Linked DNA regions of Homo sapiens: region 2 is linked to region 1. The links are chromatin contacts, found by Hi-C or POLR2A ChIA-PET in ENCODE. All regions are on one chromosome and are shown on one strand. The core of a region is the stretch at or near the end of the contact, and the rest is flanking DNA. Distances in the headings are between cores, read along the strand shown. Region 1 holds the start of CYBC1 (cytochrome b-245 chaperone 1). Region 2 holds the start of FN3KRP (fructosamine 3 kinase related protein).

Region 1 (4,256 bases), core at 1,326-3,825:
CAACACAAGTGCAGCTGTCCCCAAGGGTACAGGACCCTACTGGTGGGTAGCGATGGAGGACGGGAGGCTAAGTGGACTGTGAGTCCTACGAAGAGGTCTGAGGACCAGGGAGGAGGAGACATGGGAACCCACGATCACCCATCACGTGGTTAGTGGACTGTGAGTCCTACGAAGAGGTCTGAGGACCAGGGAGGAGGAGACATGGGAACCCACGATCACCCATCACGTGGTTAGTGGACTGTGAGTCCTACGAAGAGGTCTGAGGACCAGGGAGGAGGAGACATGGGAACCCACGATCACCCATCACGTGGTTAGTGGACTGTGAGTCCTACGAAGAGGTCTGAGGACCAGGGAGGAGGAGACATGGGAACCCACGATCACCCATCACGTGGTTAGTGGACTGTGAGTCCTACGAAGAGGTCTGAGGACCAGGGAGGAGGAGACATGGGAACCCACGATCACCCATCACGTGGTTAGTGGACTGTGAGTCCTACGAAGAGGTCTGAGGACCAGGGAGGAGGAGACATGGGAACCCACGATCACCCATCACGTGGTTAGTGGACTGTGAGTCCTACGAAGAGGTCTGAGGACCAGGGAGGAGGAGACATGGGAACCCACGATCACCCATCACGTGGTTAGTGGACTGTGAGTCCTACGAAGAGGTCTGAGGACCAGGGAGGAGGAGACATGGGAACCCACGATCACCCATCACGTGGTTCAAAACAAGTACAAAGGAAAATATGGTGACCTCAGAAAAGCTCATAGAGTATATTAAATACGCTGGGTGTTAGTGATTAAAAGGGGACAAAACAGACATGCATTATCTGTAAAACCAAGTACACCAGATAGAATTTGAATGGATACAAAGAAACAAAATAGCCATTAGATTTCAAGGTAATAGAAAAAAGAGAAAATATTTTGTTTCATTTTCATCCTTTTTGAAAGTCAGGCTTCCGGTTCTGGGGTTCTGGGGAGGGACGTGGAGAGCCTTACCAACCAGCAGGGACCAGGACCGGATGCCTGGAGCCCTCTTCAGATGGAGGCGGGAGCTGGTGCGGGTCTCCACCTGCAGGTACATCCCGAGAGGGCAGCACCACTCTCTACAGGAGGAGGGGTCTGGGAACAGACAGAGGCAGCTGAGCCCTTGGGCCTGCACACAGGCAGGCGCCCACGCCATCAGGCCCAGTCTGGAGGCCAAGAGCAGGTCCCCCAACTAAGTCACCTGCAGCCCCAGACACCATCAGCCAGTCTCACCTGGTCTCTGTGGTTGGGCACGTCACTGGATCCCCCAGAGACCCCGTTTCCTGTGTAAGGAAGGCCCTTTTCCGTTCACAGCGACACCGACTGCGCGGGGGCTGTTTCCCGCTCAGACTCACGAGCTACAGCTGCATCACCACCTGCCCCGTCCTGTCTGGAAACCTTATGTCCTGAGGCCGCTAGCCCCCAGCAGCCTTTAAGCTTCTAGCATCTGTGGGCACCCCCTCTCCCCTGTGCTGGCCTCCACCAAGAAAGGAACTGAAAGTCCCATCATGGCTTCCGGCCGTACTGGCTCTCGCACTGGCATGGACCAACGATCTCAGCTCTCTCTCTGCCCTCCTCCACCTGCTGAAAGTTCAGACTGCACAGTAGAGGGTCCCAAAGCGGCCAGAACCGACGAGTCACCAAAGGGGCTAATCTTCCACAGCGGAGTTCCGCACGGGCGCAGCAGCCCTGCCACTTCACCGTACGCTCCCAACACTGGCCCCAGGGACCCCGTTCTGGTAGTTTCTCAGGGCTTTCCCTGTGAAGTCAAATCAAATTTCTGACATTAAGTAGGGGGTTCAGGCTGGGCGCGGTGGCTCAGGCCTGTAATCTCAGCACTTTGGGAGGACGAGGCGTGCGGATTGTTTGAGTCACGGAGTTCAAGACCAGCCAGGGCAACGTGGCGAAACCCCGTCTCCACAGAAAATACATAAAACAGCCCGGTGTGGTGGTGTACGCCTGTGGTCCTAGTTATTCAGGAGGCTGAGCTGGGAGGATCACCTGAGGCCGGGAGGTGGAGGCTGCAGTGAGCAGAAATCGTGCCACTGGACTCCAGCCTGGGTGACAGAGTGAGACCGTGTCTCAAAAAAATAAAAAATAGTGGGTTCAAATCACACAAACCAATCCTAGATGCTGGTATATGACTGGGCTCCCTCCCGGGCCTCAGTTGCCTCATTGCTCCCGAAACACCCGGCATTCCACATCCAAATGCACACACACACGCACACTCGCGGACACAAGCACACGCGCGCTGGCAAAGCCGCCCGCGCCGCTAGTCGCACCGAGCGCTCGTTTCTTTGTCCGGATCGGGGGCGCTCCCGCCGCCGGGGCCAACCTGCAGCGGAACAGGCGCGAGGCCGCCCGCGACGGGCACGGCGGGACACGGAACAGCCGGCAGGCGGGCCCAGGACGCAGACCCCTCCCGGAGTGGGCCTAAGGGTGCCGGGACGCGCGGCACGGAGCGGGAAGGAAGTGCGGAGCCCACCCAGCCCAGCCGCCTACCGAGAGCACAGCGGTCCCCGCGCCGCAGCAGAGAGACGCGAACCGGCGGGGGCGGGGCCGCGCGCACTTCCGGGATTGGAGCGGAGCCGAGCCGACTTTCGGGGGCGGGGCCGCGCGCGCTTCCGGGATTGGGGGCGGGGCCGCGCGCGCTTACGGGATTGGGGCGGGGCCGCAAGCATTTCCTGGATGGGGCGGAGCCGAGCGGATTTCCGGGATCCGGGCGGAGCCGCAGGAGGAGGCGGGTGGTTCCTGCTAAAGAAGCCAGTTTTCTTGAAAAAAAGAAACGTGCGGGGAAACGTATCCGACAGCAAAGAACTTACCAAGGACTATGAACGTCTTGCTAACATAGAAGCGAAACTGAAGCGGTTCTCATTGCCAAAAAAGAAGATTTGAGCATGAATAAGAACAGGAATTCGAGTGAATTTAAAATCCTCAGATGCTCCAGTCTGTAATTCATAATAATGTATTTTTTAACTCTGTTCACCTTTGGAGGATGCTGGTAAGCTCACCCCAGTTTGTGGCCTGGTTAATAAAAGGAAAGCATCAAGCATTTGTCCTGCCTTTATGAAATTTACAGCAGAGTAACCAAATACTGCATGAGAAGAATTTCTCATTATAGAAGTTTTCCCGCTAATAAATGAAGAAGAAACAGTAGGATTAAAACATCACCCTATGAATTAACGGACCTAGGCAATGTCATCAATGACTGCTAATTAACATCGCAAAAAGGTCAGTTAGATATCAGAAGTACACAACACTATGAAGTAGTCTTGCCAGAAAAAATTTAACCTGAATGTGAACAAGCTTCTAGAGTGAATTACTGGAAATGTGGAAGACAAGACTGTACTAAAGGATTCTACAAGGATACAGTCAGCAATTCGAAACCTCAACCATCTGAATGGACCCTTCCGCTTGGCCAAGAGCATTCCCAAGTTATCCTGAAAAACTAGCTCAGGCAGTGATGGGAAGGGGGAGACAGACATACCTCACTCCCTCCTCCCTTTTGGAATTCAGGCACACAGCTGACCAGCATTCACATTAAAACAGATCTTGAGGTGGCCAGGTGCGGTGGCTCACGCCTGTAATCCCAGCACTTTGGGAGGCCAAGGTGGGCAGATCACGAGGTCAGGAGATTGAGACCATCCTGGCTAACACAGTGAAACCTCATCTCTACTAAAAACACAAAAAAATTAGCTGGGCGTGGTGGCGGGTGCTCATAGTCCCAGCTACTCGGGAGGCTGAGGCAGGAGAATGGCGTGAACCCGGGAGGCAGAGCTTGCAGTGAGCCGAGATCGTGCCACTGCTCTCCAGCCTGGGCAACAGAGTGAGACTCCATCTCAATAAAAAATAACAAAACAAAACAAAAACAGATCTTGAAGTTGACAAAGTAGACTCTGTAGCAATGACGCCAAATTCCAGCCTGACTCTGGTATAGGACTACATGACAGATAGGAAGCCTTGGAAGAAATGGAAGTACTTTACCCCACATTAAATTTCTTCGACTTATTTTGAAATAGCCCTGCAAAGCTGTCCCTTGTGAAGAAAATCTACATTCTGTAGCGAATCCCCGTTCCTTTCCAGGTCTTTTTCCTGCTTCAGGGAGAACTCTGATAAGAAGCACTTACAATCTATTCTCTCTGAAGCCTGCTACCTGGAGACTTCCTCTGCTTAATGGAAATCTTGGTCTCCACAAACCCTTATCTTAACCTAAAAACTCCCTTCTGTTGATTCTA
Region 2 (4,818 bases), core at 1,533-4,032, 270 kb after region 1:
AATAAATAAAGCATATCCCGGTTACAAATAATCAACACAGATGTTTCAATGATCTTGAGTAGAAAGTTGAGAGCTTGTCATTTGAGTCAGGAAATGGGACTCCGCGGAAATGATGGCCTTGAGAGAGCCCTCATGTGTTCTTTGTGCAGTCGGCAATTCCATGTAGACAGGAAAAATGGACTGAAAACTTAAACTGATATGATGAAGATAATATCATTCAATTGAAAATGAAAATGGAAAAAGTCATTTATAAACCATTTGAATGGACAAAAAAGAAAATTGGTTAGGAATTAAATTAGCTAGATGAAAGTCACTTTTTTTCTTTTTTGCTTTTTTTTTTGAGATGGAGTCTCACACTCTATTACCCAGGCTGGAGTGCAGTGGTGCGATCTCGGCTCACTGCAACCTCCGCCTCCCGGGTTCAAGCGATTCTCCCGCCTCAGCCTCCTGAGTAGCTGGGATTACAGGCGTGAGCCACAGTGCCTGGCCAAAAGTCACTCTTTTTTTTTTTTTTTTTTTTTTTGAGACGGAGTCTCGCTCTGTTGCCAGGCTGGAGTGCAATGGAGAGCAGTGGTGCGATCTCGGCTCACTGCAAGCTCCGCCTCCCGGGTTCACGCCATTCTCCTGCCTCAGCCTCCCGAGTAGCTGGGACTACAGGCGCCTGCCACCACGTGTGGCTAATTTTTTTGTGTGTGTGTGTTTTTAGTAGAAACAGGATTTCACCGAATAAGCCAAGACGGTCTCGATCTCCTGACCTTGTGACCCACCTGCCTCGGCCTCCCAAAGTGCTGGGATTTCAGGCGTGAGCCACCGCACCCGGCCCAAAAGTCACTCCTAAAAATGCTTTCTCGGCCGGGCACAGTGGCTCATGCCTGTAATCCCAGCACTTTGGGAGGCCAAGGCAGGCAGATCGCCTGAGGTCAGGAGTTTGAGACCAGCCTGGCCAACATGGCAAAACCCCATCTCCACAAAAACACAAAAATTAGCCAGTCATGGTGGTGTGCGCCTGTAATCCCAGCTACTCAGGAGGCTAAGGCAGGAGAATCGCTTGAACCTGGGAGGCAGAGGTTGCAGTGAGCTGAGATTGCACCACTGCACTCCCGCCTGGGCGACAGAGCAAGACTCCATCTCAAAAAAAAAAAAAAAAAAGTTTCTCAACAAAAACTTAACGGTGGCATAGTTCTGATGAAAATCTTCATGTTCATGGCATGGAGTTAAAATGTCCAAACGGTCAAGGCCACAGATTAAAACAGGGACATCCGCAGGCCCTGGCCCGAGGGGAGGAGCATACAGGGAGTGGTTCACCCACTCCACCGCCTTTGGAGCACCTTTTAATTCTCTCACTCTTCTCTAATGTGTTCCTTGATTTATCTATTACCATCTGCGGATTTTCATCTGTTCTTTTTTGCCTTTTTTTTTTTTGAGACGGAGTTTTGCTCTTGTCACCCAGGCTGGAGTGCAATGGCGGGATCTCAGCTCACTGCAACCTCCGCCTCCCGGGTTCAAGCGATTCTCCTGCCTCAGCCTCCCGAGTATCTGGGATTACAAGCGCCCGCCACCACGCCCCGCTAATCTTTTTTGCTTTTTAAAATTATGAAATGCGGTATACACACAGAAAAGTGCGTGAACACACACATATGTACCATTTAATAGATAGTTATAAAATGATCCGCCCGCCTCAGCCTCCCAAAGTGCTGGGATTACAGGCGTGAGCCACCGCTTCCGGCCTCAGGAGAGGATTCGTGTTTGCTTCTCCCAACGTCCAGGGAAGCGACATTTCCTATTTGCTTTAGACTAAAATCTATACTTGAATTTTTTGTTTACTGTAGGTAATATTAACTAGGGTTGCAGTCCGTGGAGGGCCGACTATGCGAACGGTTTCTATGAACCATCCTTTGCTGAAGGCTGAAACCTCTTCGTCCCCTGGGAGAGTTCCTATTCAGGCCTTCTTGTAGTTAGTTCATCCTTGTGTTGACAGCTGTATTAGGGTTCTCCAGAGAGACGGATCCAGTAGGATATAGACGTAGATCCAGGACAGGAGATGGACTGGGGGAGCTGGCGTTTGCAATTACGGAGGCCGAGAAGTCTGTGAGCCGGAGACCCCGGGACTCGGGTAGCCGGGCTCAGCCCAGGTCGGAAGGCCTCAGAAGCGGGGAAGCGGATGGTGTGGCCCTCAGCACGACCCACCCCAAATCATGCCTTGCCAGGTTTCTGGGAATTCCTGGTCCAGCCCAGCTGGCACCTGACACTGGCCGTAACGGCAGGGCCACTGTTAGCTGTTAGCCTCAGGGCCCCAGGTTTAGGGGCGGTGTCTCCGTTGCACGTGCACCCCGAGCGCGCCCGCCACTCCCCACATCAGGAGCTCTGTTCCTCGGGTTCAGCAAACGCCCGGGCGAAAGCAATCTTAACATTCTGGGCTCCCGGCACCCAGACCTTGGGCTGATGCCCCTTGCTAGTGGGTCAGCTCTTTAGAAAATATATTCTAACTATTTCCATCAGCATTTCCACTTATTTTGTGCAGGAGAGTTGAACCCAAACCGTCTGGGTCGGGGTCGGTCAGGCCCCGCCCCCTGACGTCATCTCACCCCCACCCAATCCCCCGCGCCTACCTGCCTCCCGGCCCCTCCCCTTCCCGCCCCTCAATCCCAGCGCTCATCTCTGCGGCCACGCCCGCCCCTTCCCGCCACCCAATCCTAGCGCTTGTCTCTGCGGCCGGGCCCCGCCCCCACCCGCCCCCCGCCCAATCCTCGCGCGGACTCATGTTTGCCCGCTCGGCCGCCGTCTCTCGAGTCTCCGCCAGATCCGGGGCGGGTCCGCGGCCGCGGCGGGAACATGGAGGAGCTCCTGAGGCGCGAGCTGGGCTGCAGCTCTGTCAGGGCCACGGGCCACTCGGGGGGCGGGTGCATCAGCCAGGGCCGGAGCTACGACACGGATCAAGGACGAGTGTTCGTGAAAGTGAACCCCAAGGCGGAGGTCAGGCAGCGGGTCGGGCGGGCCGGGGGACCGGTTTCTTTCCGGAGAGGGTCGCGGGCCTCGGCGCGGGGCGCGGCCTGGGCTTCTCCCGCCGGAGGCCGTGGGTGGCTCTCCCGGGACTGCCGCCGCCGCCCCTTGCGGGGAACCCTTTGCGCGGGGCGAGCGGTGAACGGGGGCGGCGGAAGCGTCCGGGGCGTCCGGAGGAGTTTGCACCTGCGGGGAACTGTCCGGAGCAGGAACCGCGGCCGCCCCACACCTCCTGTTCTCCGTGAACTTTCTCTCGGGGGCGCTACGTGAAATGGGGCGGGACTGGCTGCTGCAGTCTTGCTCCCGGGGTTCCTGCCCTGCGGTGCTGGTTAAGTGGGGTCGTTCTAGCCGGGGAAGCTGCTTAAGTCCTCAGCTTAAGTGACTCTGGAGGTGTCCATCCCCCGTGAGCCTCGGTCAGTACGTTGTGAAACGGGGCGAAGGTGCTGCCCCCAGGCCAGCTGCTGCGCCTCACCACACCCTGGCATGCTCTGTCCTTCTGTTAGACTCATTCTCGGGCCGGGCGCGGTGGCTCACGCCTGTAATCCCAGCACTTTGGGAGACAGAGGTGGGTGGAGCGCGAAGTCAGGAGTTCGAGACCAGCCTGGCCAACAAGGTGAAACCCCCGTCTCTATTAAAAATACAAAAATTAGCTGGGCGTGGTGGCGGGCGCCTGTAATCCCAGCTACTCGGGAGGCTGAGGCAGAAGAATCGCTTGAACCCAGGAGGCAGAGGTTGCAGTGAGTCGAGATCGCGCCACTGCACTCCAGCCTGCTGGGTGACTGAATGAGACTCCGTCTCAAAAAAAAAAGAGTGTTCCTAGCAGCGGTGACATGGCAGCTGTGGTGGGGCTCTGAGGCTGAGGAGGTGGGGACTCTGAAGAACTGAAAGAAGGATGAAGACAGCTGGAAGTCAGGAGCACGAGGAGAGTGTGTGTGTCTATGTGTATGTTGTGTGTGTGTACGTTGTATGTGTGTATGTTTGTAATGTTTGTATGTTGTGTGTATGTATTGTGTGTCTGTGTGTGTGTAAGGGTGGAGCCCCAGGTGAGGATGGGAGAGTGGGCAGGGCAGTGGTGTGTGTCTCAGGAGAAAAAGAAAGGCCGCTGGCCCTGACCTGTTCTGCGGGGATCACTGCTGTGTATGTTGTGTGTGTGTGTCTGTGTGTTGTGTGTGTATGGTGTGTCTGTAAGTCGTATGTTGTGTGTGTTGTGTGTCTGTATGTGTTGTGTGTGTGTTGTGTGTCTGTATATGTTGTGTGTGTGTGTTATGTGTCTGTGTGTGTAAGGGTGGAGCCCCAGATGAGGATGGGAGAGCAGGCAGGGCAGTGGTGTGTGTAGCAGGAGGAAAGGAAAGGCCGCTGGCTCTGACTTCTACTCTAGGGATCACTGCTGTGTGGTGAGCCAGGGGGACCCAAGGGAGGAGTTGCTGTGGTCCCGGGGAGTTGGATGGAAACGGCATCTCAAGATGAGGTGGTTTCCAGTGCTGGGCAGGAGGTGGCATGGAACTTGGTGGTCTCTTCAGGTGAAAAGTGACCCCAGGTCACTGGCATAGGCAGCCAGGGTGCCGCCTGCACCTGAGAGGTCGGGTGAGTCTGTGTCCTGTAGGTGGAACAGGACTGCAGTTGAGGTGTCGTCTGAGGACACTGACAGGTAACCCATGTTCACAGTCCCACTGTTGCCGGATCTTAGTGGAATATTAGTGCCTTCGATTTTCCTCTCTCCAGAGAACCTCCCAATTCAACCACAGCACACAAGTGTAGTCCAACACTGGAAAGCTCAAGCCCTCTTCTTCCAGTACAGCCTCTGAACCTGTAGCCTAC

What was found. Hi-C counts contacts between places; a loop is a spot of excess contacts on that map. ChIA-PET counts read pairs that join two places held with the same protein, here RNA polymerase II (POLR2A). Pooled maps may share reads with other maps.
Region 2: a loop to region 1 is called in a pooled map, with 10 times the contacts of the local background. The contact joins the promoter of FN3KRP here to the promoter of CYBC1 in region 1. A Hi-C loop is called at or near these places in 1 of 168 maps with a recorded cell type or tissue (B cell), 5 of 37 single-sample maps with no recorded cell type and 13 of 50 pooled maps. POLR2A ChIA-PET finds 5 or more read pairs at or near these places in 3 of 52 experiments (Caco-2, HEK293 and activated CD4-positive, alpha-beta T cell).

The regions. Positions count from the first base shown.
Region 1 is chr17:82,448,177-82,452,432 of GRCh38, forward strand. It overlaps CYBC1 (cytochrome b-245 chaperone 1), which reads right to left and starts at 2,576. Exons shown (of 7, transcript NM_001033046.4): 1 at 2,524-2,576; 2 at 994-1,116. The coding sequence starts at 1,078. RefSeq lists silencers at 917-966, 2,277-2,636 and an enhancer at 1,387-1,646.
Region 2 is chr17:82,713,924-82,718,741 of GRCh38, forward strand. FN3KRP (fructosamine 3 kinase related protein) reads left to right here and starts at 2,783. Exons shown (of 6, transcript NM_024619.4): 1 at 2,783-2,973. The coding sequence starts at 2,833. LOC101929552 (a long non-coding RNA gene) reads right to left here and starts at 2,330. Exons shown (of 2, transcript NR_136400.1): 1 at 1,644-2,330; 2 at 1-193. RefSeq lists silencers at 2,600-2,839, 2,860-2,939, 3,020-3,109.